Linked DNA regions of Homo sapiens: region 1 is linked to region 2. Evidence: read pairs that join two places in POLR2A ChIA-PET (ENCODE). Cell type or tissue: B cell. All regions are shown on one strand. Each heading gives the region's core, and the rest is flanking DNA. Links, peaks and the distances in the headings are about the cores only. Region 1 overlaps PIK3AP1 (phosphoinositide-3-kinase adaptor protein 1). Region 2 has its middle 26 kb from the start of MIR607.

Region 1 (4,404 bases), core at 169-4,168, 110 kb before region 2:
ACAATTTATTGAGGGCCTGCCATGTCAAGTACTGTTACAGGCCCCAGGAAGACAGCAGTGAGCAATCCCCCCAACTTCCCACCCCACCCTGCTCTTCTGAGGGAGGCTTCCATTCTGTTAAAGGGACAATAAACAAAATGGGCGAATAAATGAATGGATGGCTGGACAGATGGACAGACGGATGGATAACTGGATGGATAGATGGAAAGATGAATAGTTGGATAGATAGATGAGTGGATGGATGGATGGATGGATGGATGGATGATTTGTGTGTGTACTCCTCGTTCAGCCTGCCACTAAAATGTTGAATACTTCTCCAGATAAGCTGACAAATGCAGGGTAGAGGAAGAGCTTCTTCTCTGATGCCAATACTTCTGTTCATAAACCTTCACGTAACACTTTCTTGGAAGTGACATTGCTCTGTTGACTCATGTCTTCAACTAAAGCCACCAGATCTTACATATGCTACTCTTAAAATACATATCCCTTTATCCTGTTCTTGTGCAACTGTTGGACTCTGTGCAGAATTTTATATTGATCCTTATTACTTTGCAACAGACACACATTTAGAATGTAAAATCTGCAAACTGCGGGAACATATTAATATATGCACATCAGCATCACTGCTGTCTACAAACTTAAGAAGTAAAATGCTAATTTTAAAATTAAGTGCTTGAATAAAGCTACTCTAAAAGTTTAGATAGTCCTAATTACTACTATGAAAAAATGACTGCCCTGCCTGAAAGCCATAGTTAACCTGGGCTCTAGGATACCATTAAATAGCCAAGCATGTAACATTTGCCATAATTACAAGCTGGGCCTTTTCTTCTCTTTTTCAAGATGGTTGCTCAGGACAGTCATTTTTTTCTTTAAAGGATGCTGTAAGGACCTATCAAAGAGGCCCCCATGATATCTCAGGTCTGCTTTATGATTCAAAGGGAGCATCCTTCATACCTCTGGATACTCCTGGCATTAAGTAATAGGGTAACACTGTTTAGTGTCCCTCTCCTGCTAGGACACATAAACTTCACAATGGCAGGGGGTGCATCTGACTTTTTCATCAAGTCTCCCCTGGATCTTGCACAGTGCTGCACCCATGGCAGACACTCCATAAACTCAATAAATATTTGATGAATATAAACATAAATTTACAGTCTCATCTATGCCACTAACTGTGTAATACTGGGCAAGTCATCTAACCCCTCTGGGTCCTACTTTGTTCATTTTAAACTAAAGGGATTAGTCCAGATGATCCCAAAGTTTCCTTTTCCCTTCCCTCCCCTCCCCTCCCTTCCCCTCCCCTTCGCTTCCCTTCTCTCCCTCCTTTCTTTCTTTTTTTTTTTTTTTTCAGGGTCTCCCTCTGTTGCCTAGGCTGGAGTGCAGTGGGGCTGTCCTAGCTCACTGAAGTCTTGGATTCCTGAGCTCAAGCGATCCTCCCACCTCAGTCTCTCAAGTAGCTGGGACCACAGGTGCATGCCACCACGCCTAGATAATTATTTTACTTTATTTTTGTAGAGATGGAGGTCTTGCTATATTGCCCAGGCTGGTCTCAAACTCCTGGGCTCAAGCAATCCTCCCGCCTCAGCCTCCCAAAGTGCTGCACTGGCCCTTTTCTAATGTTCATATTCCATATTTCCATCTTGTTGACTCAATGGCTTCTTGCCTCTGTTTCCCCATCAAAGACTCTAAAGCTAGATTGTTTTGCAGAGTATGGGCAAGTTTTAATCACATGCATGCCCCGGACCATGGGAAAGACTAGGGCAAAACACTGTTTTAAAGGATTTCTATAACCTACGGGGATTCCTAATTCAAGTGACTACAAAATAAAAATAAATATTTAGTCTGCCAAATAACTATACAGTTATTTCAGCATTACATTTTTCCAGAAAAAAATCTATAACACAAAAACACAATCACAGTCAGAGATCTTTTCTGGCAACAAACTCAGGCTTTGAGCAAGGATATTCAGAAAATTTTAGAAAATAAAAGGAAAACCCTGGTTCAGAACAAGTTAACAGGTTGGTTCTGTTTGGAATACTAAATGCCAGATCCTGCAACAGAAATGTTTTCCCACATTTCACATGCTCTAAAAGCCGAGTCAACTGCTAGTGCTAATATTATTCTATCTGCTAGTTATGATGAACGTCCTTCCTATCTTATTGCAAGCTTTAACTGCAACTACAGCCTCAAACATTAGCTGTACATGTAAAAAGAAACTTATTTTAGTCTAATTTAAAAGTAGAGCATTTTCATTTCATCATCAGCCTCCCCCGCTATTTCCTGTGTTATCAGATGTTGGAGAGTAAACCAGCAGTCTGTGAAACTGGCAAGCTGGTAGACAAAATAGGCATATTCAACCAGCATTTTCTTAAATAAGAACCTAAGATGGTCTGACTTCTTAATGGTGATGGAGAAGATGCACATATTCAGAAGTTATAAACCCAGAAGAAAAAGTACCAAGGAATTCCCAAAATGACTAACCCAATTCTAGAGGTTTCCTCCAAAACTCTATAGATTGCCTCACTTTTATGCTCTCCTTTAAAAAAAAAAAAAGACACAGCCAATTTAATCTCTGCAGAGACAGACCTATACATATCCCAAGGAACTAACAATTCCAATTGTTAACTAGCTCCTAGACTGGCATACTTAATTCTTCTGTGGGACAGGTTGTTGTATCTGGCACATTTTTAAGTATGGACACAGAAAAATACATGTGCTGTGTAGGCTCCTGTTTGAACTTGAAGAGTAATTTTCTGTTTAGAAACACCCTATGTTACCGAAGACAAATTTGCTCCATGGAAATGGTTGACAATCCAAAGGGCATCAAGCCTCTACATAAGATGCTCATGGGAGGGACATCTTTTCTGCAACTGGGACATTCAAAATGGTCCCAAGAGTTAGGAAAATGGATAATAACTCATGAATATACTCACTCCTCCAGTCATCCATCCAACCACCATTTACTAGGCATCTACCACACATAAAACATTGTCAGTAAGAGACCAGTATTGTTTTTCTAAACGTAAACAGTGAAAATTTTAAAAGTCCCCAAGTTTTTCCCCACAGAACAGGCAATTTTGATCAATTACTGATTTTGTTAATTTTTCTGTGTCTTAGAAAACCAACTGTCCTATTTCAGTCTAAATTTTACCAAACTGGCTGAAACTGAAAATTTTCTGCCCAGAATGAAGACCATATGACAAGCCCTATTGTGGTTTCAATAATTTCTCCAATGGGCAGATCAAGAATCATTTAAGGCATTAAATCATCCTCTTTCCTGGGCCATCTCAGACCTACTCTGGGTCATGTGAATGGCTGGTGGAAACCAAATTGAAAAGCTGCGAAAACATCCTGTAATAACAGGGAAATTAACAAACCCATTCTGTAATGCATATTTACCCCCATTTCCTCTGCCCCCATTATCTTTCTATGAACCCACATGCATAAATCTTCATGCAGACCATAGTAAACAGTACATGTAAAATGTTAAATACATACATTCCTTCATATCCACACAGATAATGGTATAATGTGATATACTCCTAAGACTCAACTTGAGCTAATGTCCATAAACAGAAAGTTATTATTAATGCATTTAAAGTTTCATTTAAAATTCTATTGTGAAGGATAATTTGTTAGCTGAAGTGAATACACTACCATACCTTGATAGGATTTGGAAAAATATTAGATCGAGACCCAGTAATGAAATGCAAGGTATGTAAAATCACACATAGTTGGAATTAAGAAATTTCATGGTTGTAAATGTCTGAGATGTCAACATATTTTTCCCATAAGCATTTTAAAGAGAACAAAAATAGATACAGAGTGGCCAAGTGAATTGCCTCAGGTGGCTCAACCAGTTTCTGTAATCTGGAAATACACACCCTTATTCTCTTACTGATTGTCATAAAGATTGTAGTAACCTAAGAAGACATCAGCCTAAATTTGACAAGAGTCAAAATATGACTCCGTGATAAGTAGCTGTTCTCTCGTTATAGGTATTAGCCCACCCCGAGTGAGTGACGGTGCAGTCATTACAGCAATAACACAAACCAATACCATGTTGCTTCCACTTATCACATCACCCTAATGAAGCTAAGGAAAAAGGCCACCAGGTCTGTACACGCGAACTTAACTTGAAGTGTACCCTACTTGGATTATCTGAGTGCAAGCCCAACATCTTCCTCTAGAGTCTATCATTTTTCTCTTCAAAATTCCTAACTAAAAGTAAAACAGGCTGGGTGTGGTGGCTCATGCCTGTCATCACAACACTTTGGGAGGACAAGGGGAGGACTGCTTCAGTCCAGGAGTTCGAGACTAGCCTGGGCAACATAGTGAGATCCTATCTCTACAAAATAAATTTTTTTTTTAATTAGCCGGGCATGATGGTGCATGCCTGTGGTC
Region 2 (4,404 bases), core at 326-4,325:
ATCTGCATGATTAAACCTTGGTGTCCACAACCCTTTAATGTAACCCAGACATTCATGTCTATTGATAATAACTCTTTCAACCAATAGCCAATCAGAAAATTTTAAAATCTACCTATGACCGGCTGGGCGCAGTGGCTCAGGCCTGTAATCCCAGTACTTTGGGAGGCCGAGGCGGGCGGATCACGAGGTCAGGAGATGGAGACCATCCTGGCTAACACAGTGAAACCTTGTCTCTACTAAAAATACAAAAATTAGCTGGACATGGTGGCAGGCAGCTGTAGTCCCAGCTACTCAGGAGGTCAAGGCAGGAGAATGGCGTGAACCCGGGAGGCTGAGCTTGCAGTAAGCCAAGGTCTCAGCCTCCCAGGTAGCTGGGATTACAGGCATGTGCCATCACACCAGCTAATTTTCGTATGTATGTGTGTGTATGTATGTATATACACACGTATGTGTGTATGTATGTATATACACACATATATGTGTGTATATATGTGTATACACACATATATGTGTGTATATACACATGCGTGTGTATATATATACACATGCACATATATGCATATATACATATATGTGTATATACATAGATGTGTGTATACACGCATGCACACATATACACATATGTGTGTGTACACACATGTACACATATACACATATGTGTGTATACACACGCACACATATACACACGTGTGTGTATACATACATGCACACGTGTGTGTATACGTATATACATGTGTGTATACGTATATACATGTGTGTATACGTATATACATGTGTGTATATACGTATATACATATGTGTGTATACGTATATAAGTGTGTGTATATACATATATACATATGTGTGTATATACATATGTGTGTGTATATATACATATATATATTTTTTTCTTTTTTTGCTAGAGACAGGGTTTCACCGAAACAGACAGGAAGGGAGAGAGAGAGACAGACAGACAGAGAAAGAGAATGAGACAGAAGACAGACACAGTGAGACAGGCAGAGAGAGAGAGAGAGAGACAGAGACAGAGAGAAAGAGACAGACAGAGAAAGAGACAGACAGAGAAAGACAGAGACAGACAGAGAGAGAAGGAGAGAAACAGGCAGAGAGAGAGAGAGCGAGAGAGAGAGAAACAGAAAGGGAGGGTCTCAAACTCCTGACCTCAAGTGATCCACCCTCCTAAAGTGCTGGGATTACAGACGTGAGCCACCGCTCCCAGCCTTTTTTTTTTTTTTAATCAGGCAGGCTCTGAAGCCAGTGTAGGCTCAGAGAGACTCTCTGTACTTTTTTCTATTCAGAACTATAATTTGGTATTCCTACACTCTCCCAGCGACTCCAAGTTATCTCTCTTCTTGCAACCCACCAGTAGCTGTTTTCTGCCAGAATTTGTGGATGTTTTCTTGTGCATGTACCACTTAGTATTCAGCCAAAGACTAAGGGAATCCCTTTGTATTTCTTGAGCTCCTTTTCTGTGTACACCTCTACTTTCTTCTATTCCGCTCAAAAATTACAGCCACTACCACCATTTGGAACTCTGATCTCTGCTTCTTCAGCTCAGCAACATATTTGTATTCTAATTAGGCTTCACCTCTCTGCACCCTGGTTTGGAAAGTGTGCCCGGGCAGAAAGCTGTGTTGAATACGGAGCACATTTCATGTATTTGCATTTTTCTCAAAGATCACAGGAAGCACTATCTGTTGTTCAATGCCTAGATACAGTCGCTTCATATATTTGCCAATTTTGTTGTTTCTGATGGAAGAGTAAGCCTAATACCTGTTACTTCATCATGGCCACATCTAGAAAGCCTTGGCATTTTTTTTTCTTCTTTGCTTCTTTTTTTTAAAATTAAAATTAATTATTCTTTCTTCTTTCTTTTTCCAAATCCTTTGCAATGGGCATTCATTTTATAACAATCTGATAATCTCTGAATTTTAACTGCTAACTTTGGGAGGAATTTAGTTTAGAGTTTAACTTGAAAACAAGGATCATAACAGTCCTTCCCTAAAACTAACCCCTTCCTTGCTCAGGGGCCAAAAACCACCTTTGTCAGACTAATGAAAGGCCACAGGAATAGGATTATGGTAAAGGTCTGAACTCTTATAAGATGTAGACATAGTTAGTTTCTTTCTTTCTTTCTTTCTTTCTTTCTTTCTTTCTTTCTTTCTTTCTTTCTTTCTTTCCTTTCTTCCTTCCTTCTTTCCTTTCTTTCTTTTTCTTTTTCTTCCTTTCCTTTCTTTCCTTCCTTCCTTCCTTCCTTTCTTTTTCTTCCTTTCCTTCTTTCTTTCTCTTTCTTTTTCTTTCTTTCTCTCTCTCTTTCTTTCTTTCTTTTAGATGTAGACACAGTTTCTATAATCCCTTACTGCTCATGGGTCATGTGGCCAAAGGTCACAAGAGTTGTCACTTTCCCAATTGCTCCTATAGATAACATCACTCTAGATGTTATCTATAGTGTAGAACCCAAGATTGGTCTTTTTTGAGATGTTTTTCATATTGACCCCACCCAGACTCCTGAGCCGTGACTCAGCTGGTCCTGTGGTCCCACCCAGAGGCAGACTCAGCTCATCTCATGAGGATAGTTTCCACATCCCTATGTTTTCATCCCCAACCAAGCTGCAGCACCCATTCCCTAGCCCCCTGCCCACCAAATTGTCCACAAAATCCCTAAGCTCTGAGCCTTCAGGGAGATTGATCAGGGTGATAACTCCAGTTGTCCTTCATGGGCTGGCCTTGGGTCAACTGAATTCTTTCTCCACTGCAATGCCATGGTCTCAGTGGCAGGCCTCAGTGATTTTGTCTGTGCAGCAGGCAGGAGGAACCTGTCGGGTGATTGCATCACTTTCTTTCCTCACTATCACTTTCTGGATCTTGGGTTTTCATTCTGAGACCGTTTTTCTTCTTCCTGAAGTCATTTTTTAGACATTCTTTTGGTGAAGGTCAGCTGTGGCAGATTCTCTCAGATGTTGTTAGCCTCAAAATAGCTGTATTTTTCCCTCATTCCTGAAAGATAATTCTTCTAGGTACATAATTCAAAGTGGACAATGATTTATCTAATTCCAGGTTGACAGTTAATGATTTTTTTAGCACATTGAAGATATTATTGATAAATATATTTTCTACCTTTGTTGTTATGAAATCTGTAGTCTAGTTGTCATTCATCAATAGGAAATTTTTTTTAAAGATGCTTTTAAAGGGCGGGTGCTGTGGCTCACGCCTGTAATCCCAGCACTTTGGGAGGCCAAGGTGGGTGGATCACAAGGTCAGGAGATCGAGACCACAGTGAAACCCCGTCTCTACTAAAAATACAAAAAAAATTAGCCGGGCGTGGTGGCGGGCGCCTGTAGTCCCAGCTACTCGGGAGGCTGAGGCAGGAGAATGGCGTGAACCTGGGAGGCGGAGCTTGCAGTGAGCCGAGATCGCGCCACTGCACTCCAGCCTGTGCAACAGAGCAAGACTCCATCTTAAAAAAAAAAAAAAAGATGCTTTTAAAATATGTTTACCTTTGTTCTCTGGAGTTTTACTATAAGGTATCTAGGTCTAGAGTCCTTTTTGAACTTTTTTTTTTTTCGTTTTTTTTTTTTTTTTTTGAGACAGGGTCTCATTTTGTCACCCAGGCTGGAGTGCAGTGGCAAAAATCTCAGCTCACTGCAGCCTCAACCTGCCAAGCCAACTCAGCCTCCCAAGTAGCTGGGAGTACAGATGTGTGCCACCACATATGGCTAATTTTTGTATTTTTTGTATAGATGGAGTTTTGCTGTGTTGCCCAGGCTGGTCTCAAACTCCTGGACTCAAGTGCTATGACTGCCTTGGCCTCCCAAAGTGCTAGGATTATAGGCGTGAGCCACCATGCCCAGACTAGAGTCCTTTTTATTTATCAAGCTTGCTATAAATCATGTTTTGGGCATTCATAAATTTATATCTTTCATCAGAATTGAAAAATAATCATTAATCCTTTAATTATTCCTTTTTCTATATTCTCACTAATCTCCCAGATATTCATAAATTAGATTTATTCTATTTTGCACATCTGTTAATCCCACTTTTATAATTTCCATCTTCTTGTTTTCTCTATTACATTCTAGGTAATTTATTCAGATTCAGCTTCCATGATATAATTCTCCTTTCATCCATGTGTAATCTGCAGTTTCAGCCATGGCTTTATGAGGTTTTAAAATGTCAACAATTATATTTTTCATTTTCACATACATTGTTTATTTCTATTTTAAAAATTCCAATTATTTATGACCGTCTTTGTTGCTTGTTTTGTAATTCCATTTAAAAATTCATAGTATTTCATATAAAGCTATTTTATAATTTGAATATTATAATTCCCATATTTGAAGACCATGGAGGTCTAAATCTGTTGTTTGTTGTTCTAACTTAATCACACTGACATTTTTTCTTATGTTT

The links. ChIA-PET counts read pairs that join two places held together with the same protein. Peaks named below come from ENCODE experiments on the same cell type or tissue, not always from the same donor. Only the 100,000 strongest peaks of a DNase experiment are listed, where the experiment ranks them.
Region 1: POLR2A ChIA-PET joins it to region 2 with 5 read pairs; 2 of 35 experiments call an interaction of 5 or more read pairs at or near these places.

The regions. Positions count from the first base shown.
Region 1 is chr10:96,693,208-96,697,611 of GRCh38, forward strand. All of the region lies in intron 2 of PIK3AP1 (phosphoinositide-3-kinase adaptor protein 1), which reads right to left. Among named protein-coding and RNA genes, the nearest start is that of PIK3AP1, 25 kb to the right of the region's middle. RefSeq lists a silencer at 2,302-2,351. In B cell, for the core only: no CTCF peak of the experiment used is centred there; a DNase peak (open chromatin) is centred at 2,294; H3K4me3 peaks cover 2,652 bases; H3K27ac peaks cover 4,000 bases.
Region 2 is chr10:96,800,655-96,805,058 of GRCh38, forward strand. No RefSeq gene overlaps it. Among named protein-coding and RNA genes, the nearest start is that of MIR607, 26 kb to the right of the region's middle. In B cell, for the core only: no CTCF peak of the experiment used is centred there; no DNase peak of the experiment used is centred there.